Linked DNA regions of Homo sapiens: region 1 is linked to region 2. A link is a loop called in an ENCODE intact Hi-C map of the cell type or tissue named here. Cell type or tissue: heart right ventricle. All regions are shown on one strand.

Evidence for each region. Peaks named below come from ENCODE experiments on the same cell type or tissue, not always from the same donor. Only the 100,000 strongest peaks of a DNase experiment are listed, where the experiment ranks them.
Region 1: a loop joins it to region 2, with 7 times the contacts of the local background. A loop is called at or near these places in 27 of 110 quality-filtered maps.

Annotation. Positions count from the first base shown.
Region 1 is chr2:96,355,879-96,358,378 of GRCh38, forward strand. All of the region lies in intron 9 of NCAPH (non-SMC condensin I complex subunit H), which reads left to right. Among named protein-coding and RNA genes, the nearest start is that of NCAPH, 21 kb to the left of the region's middle. In heart right ventricle, no CTCF peak of the experiment used is centred here; a DNase peak (open chromatin) is centred at 1,232.
Region 2 is chr2:96,508,060-96,510,559 of GRCh38, forward strand. It overlaps a transcript of NEURL3 not described here. Among named protein-coding and RNA genes, the nearest start is that of NEURL3, 4.0 kb to the left of the region's middle. RefSeq lists a silencer at 57-396. In heart right ventricle, CTCF peaks have their summits at 1,514 (motif pointing left) and 1,717; DNase peaks (open chromatin) are centred at 172, 872 and 1,522; H3K4me3 peaks cover 528 bases.

The sequences.
Region 1 (2,500 bases), 150 kb before region 2:
CCACCTCGGCCTCCCAAAGTGCTGGGATTACAGGCGTGAGCCACTGCGCCTGGCCATCCTGTCTTCTAAGAAGGGAGAAATGATAGGTTGATGGGATGAACTCTTAAAAACATCATTTTCAAATGTCAGAGAAAAGCTATCACTTTCCTTAAACAGTGAGGTGACATCTGAGGGACTGACAATAACAAAGGGCTTCCATGACTTTTATTTGGTTTCTGGAAGATGTTTTCTGCTGGTTATTTTGAACAAATGTCTCCACTTCTCTCCCCTATTCCAAACAGCACAAAATCTTAGACTCTATCCTACCTAGTACATTAGGCGTGGGAGGCTGCAGTTCTAGTCTCAGATTTTACCCATCCTTAAATCCCCTCCCCTTGCCACATCGCTGGCCTTTCCTGGGAATTCAGTGAGTGTTTGATCTGGAGTAGATCTGATCTTGCCGTTACTAGCCCTGAGATGTGGGGCAATGTTATCACCTTTTGCGGTCTTTGTTTTCTCATCCATAAAATGCAAGGTTGGGACCAGTTGATAATAACAATATCTGATATTTATTGAGCTCCTTATTCTTTGTGCAAGATGCTGCGCCAGGTGCCTTATGTGTGTTATTTCACATAATTTACATAATATCTAAAATTAATTATTTTATTGCAGCAACCCTATAATTAGGTCCTATTATCCTCATTTTACAGATGAGGAAACAGGCTCAGAGAGTTTAATGGGGTGGAGCTGGTTGCCACCCAGCACCTTTGACCAGTCCTGGCCACATATAGTGAGCTTTGGATGGCAGGCTCCAGTCCACACCACCTGAGCATCTCAGTGGGTAGAGGGGGCCAGACATCACGTTACCATCCCCGGGTGATTGTGTTCTGCACCCAGGGCTGAAAACCACTGTACTCTACTGAGAGGTCTTCGGAGGCCTCTGGATGAAGGTGGGGTGGGGCAATGCTGAGTGATAAATACCAGTGTTGTGTAGATGCCTCACGTTATTGGTCTCTGCATGGCAGCACATTGACAACTGCAAGCGTAAAAGGTGGAGCTCTTTGTGCACATGCATTGGTAAGGACTGGTCTGCAAAAGTGCTTGATGTCTAAGAGTGAGCTCCCTCTCTGTGCAGCAGCAACAGCAGCCCAAGAACACTTGGAGCCAAGTGTTCTCTGGCCGACCCTTCTGTAGTACCAGCATGCTTACATAAGGCAGTTACTGTGGTTAATGACCTAGTCGGAGGTCAAAGCCCAGAACACAGCCTACTTCACGCATGCGAGAATGAAACATTCGGCTGCATGCTGCCTGATGTGCTGAGCCAGCTGGGAGGAGACCTTATCTTGCCAGTGTTAGGACAGTGGATTGAACCATGGCTAAATTGAAGGAGGGACCCTGTGATATTATGGGGAGGGGATAGAAGAAATACAGAGTTTTCCTGGAGGGACTGGAGATGTTTGAAGTGGGCAGCCTTGAAAAATGGATAGACTATTTTGGACTATAGGTGGATTCATTTAGTTGTTGAGTGGTGAAATTGGGACTGGTAGGATGCCTGCGACATAGCATTGTATGTTGAAAGAATTATTGAATTACTACAGTTCAAAAATCCTGCAGAGCCTCTGTCCAGCTCCATCACCAGAATTGGGAATGGGAGCCACTCTTCCTAATGGAAGAATATCCATCAGAATGGAGTGGGGATGCTGTTGAAACTTCTTCCTTCTACCTCTGGAGTTCACAGCACAGTGCATTTGTTACTTAATAACATGCTAGGTATCAGATTCTGTTACAGCACTAGGCCATACAGACTAGAAATGTGATTTTTTTATTGTGTATTTTATTTTTTTAAATTAGGTTTTAATTACACAATAAATGCACAAATGTAGTCTCCTGTTTTTGTTTTTTAAAATTCTGTATGTAAAGACAAAATCCCCTTTTAAAAGCCTTTTTAGCTTATTCCATATGGCTTATATAAACGGGAACTATATGTAGGCTCAATACAAATACAAGGCCACTCTTCTGAAACTTCTTGGTTACCTTACCTTCAGAGGGCAGTACAGCAGCACCAGCGTCCTTTCTGACATGTTGGAGCCCTTTAGGAGAAAGCTTGTACCTTGTGGAAAGAGTGAAAAATGGCTGGGCACGGTATAATCCTGACACGCCTGTAATCCTAGCACTTTGGGAGGCTGAGGCAGGAGGATTGCTTGAGGCTAGGAGTTCAAGACCAACCTGACCAACATAGTGAGACCCCATCTCTATTTTTTAAAAATGTAGAAAGAGTGAAAAACCAAACTGAAACTGCCATGCTGCACTGACCACTTAGACACTTTACACACGGCAAAGAATAAAGCTGGATGACCTAACAGATTATAAGGGGAGCCCCCAAAGCGTTAGAGGAACTAAATAATTAGACAAACATGTTTTTTCACTTTTAGTAGGAACTATAGCGGTATCTTTTGGAGCCCTCATTTACAGAAGGATGGTGACGAATGAGGGATTTGTCATCTTGTGTGGCAAGAAGCAT
Region 2 (2,500 bases):
CAGGAGATTTGTAGATAGGCCTAACTTGCTGCTGAGTGTCAGGTTGAGGCTGCCCCGCAGTAGATGTCACCCGCCAGCCCCGCTGCAAACCTTTGCTCTGAGAGGGGCGGGCCCGTGCCCTCAAGCGCGGGGCGGTCTCCGCTGTGCAGAGACTGAGGCGGCCCCTGCTGGCGGCGGTCAGTACTGCAGGAGGCGCCGAGGGCCCGGGAGCCCCCAAAGCCGGGAGGGGCGCCCCAGAGGGAGGTGAGCGGCGCCGAGGCTCACTATACCGCAGCTCCCACACACCCGTCTCCCAGGGTGGGTGGTAGCCTCACTGGGACCCCTCTGTTGCAGTCGGCCTCTCTTGCCCAGAGCCCCATCACTACACATGTCTTCACGCAGGTTATCTCTCAAGACTCAACCCGCGCTCCGGGAAGAGCCTGGCACACGAGGAAGCCACTGCTGCCCCGCGCCCACTCCAGCGTGCGGCCCAGCGGGACCGGGAGCCCAGCCCAACCTGGGGCACTGTCAGGCAGCCCGGTCCCTCGTGGGCCCTGCCATTAAGGCCCAGGGACGCCTACCTATGACACTTGCCAGCCCTCATCCGTTCCCCGCCGGGCCAAAATCTCAGAGGGCAGGGGCTGCCCTGCCTAGAAACCAGCCCCAGAACATCAGGGCCGCGGGCGCTGTGGGCGGTCGGCCAGGGCGCGCAGGGGCCAAACAGGGCAGCGTTGGGAGCTTTTGCACAAGGCACCCCTCTGCCAGCCTCATGGCCCAGCCATGCCACCCCCGTGAACCAAGTGTGCTGGCCCACAGCAGCGCTCTGCACAACAGCCCCAGCCTGGAAACAAGCGAATGTCCACTGCTGTCCACCTCACACTCAGCTGGGGGAGCTGAACTGCTCAGATCCCCGGGAATGCAGGGCCCATTCCCCGGAGGCCAAGGCCAGTGTCCCACCCACACCCAGTCCAGGCCTATGCTTCCCCGGGTCTGCCGCCTAAGCAGCCCTGTCCCTGATCTCTGTCTCAGAGGCTGCTCCCGGCCCAGCTTCCCACAACCATCAGCAGGACCTAAACTGCCACATATGCGCGCCATGGAATACTGTGCCAATGACAACAAATTACTGCTACCTGCAACGACGAGGATAAACCTCACAGCCGTGAGGCTGATGTAAGGGAAGACCCAAAGAGCACCGCGTGCTGCCATTCATAGGAAGTTCAGGCAAAACCCATCCGTGGTGTTCGAAGCAGGACAAGGCTGCCTTTGGGAGGTAGTGATCGGCAGGGACACGGGAAGCCTCTGGGGAGCTGGAAACGTCCTGCACCTTGATCGTGGTCACACAGGTGTGTAGATGTACAAAAAAACCCTTCCAATCGGACCCTCAAATCATACATAAATTGCGTCTTCGTGTTATGTTGGCTAAGCCCTTCCAGCCCTAACAATGTCGTTCTGGCGGAGCTGGTGAGTCAGGGAGCATCCACGCCGCCTGGGAAGACCGGCTCTGGAGGCTGGAGGGCTTGACCAGCACTGCCACCCGGTGGCCGGCAGCGGAACTGACCACAGGCCTGGTGCCCTGGAGGGAATGGGCCACAAACGCTCCGCCAGGACTGCACCTGTGTCCTAGGCGCCGCCCTCAGCCACCAAGTCGGCCTGCCTCTCGAGCACCCAACAACTCCAACAAGCCCTCTGGACCAATAGCTGCAGCCCCCACGGGGCCTTGGGGGTGGGAGGGAGGAGAGGGAGGCCAGCCTGTAGCACAGTACCAGCCCAGAGTTATTAACAGGTCTGTGCTGTCACTTCCGCTCTGCTGCGGTCCTCCTGGGTCCTGATTCTGCCGAGCGCCTCCACAGCCTTCCTCCCTCCTGGTTCTCCCCGCCAGCAGCCAGCACGGGAGCGCCCACTGGGCATGAATGGGGAGCCTGCCAGAGAGGGGAGCTGGGGGAGAGAGGCACAGCTTCCAGGCCTGGCGTGGCTGCTCATGCCTGTGCGTGAGGGAAGGGTCAAGGGAAAGGTGTGCCCTCTCTTCTTTTGGTTTCTTGTTTTCCTTTTTCCCGTGCCCCCTCACCCCATACACAACTGTCAGGGTGTCTGTCCTGGAAAGACACCTGGTACCTGCCCTGGTGGTGCCTGCCCTGTGTGGGGTGTGTGTATGCGTGTGCATGCGTGTGCATGTGTGCATGCATGTGTGTTCAACAGGAATTGATTTAGTGCCTGCTATGTGCCAAGCACTGTCCCAGTTCTGGGTAACCAGAGATTGAAGGAAACCCAATCCTCATCCTTCAGCCACTTTGTGCATGCCCTGGAATTTAGGTAAGTGCTACAAGAGGGCCAAACTGAGGGCTGGGAAAACCAGCGGTGTCGAGGGGTTGTTATGCCCAGGGAATGGGTGAAGGTTTTGTGGAAGAAGAGTTATTAAAATTGTGCCCTGAAAGGTAAATAGGATTTCAACAGCCAAGAAAGGAATGAAAGGCATTTCAGGGAGAAGGAATACACACACAAAAGCATAGGAAAGGAGACATGA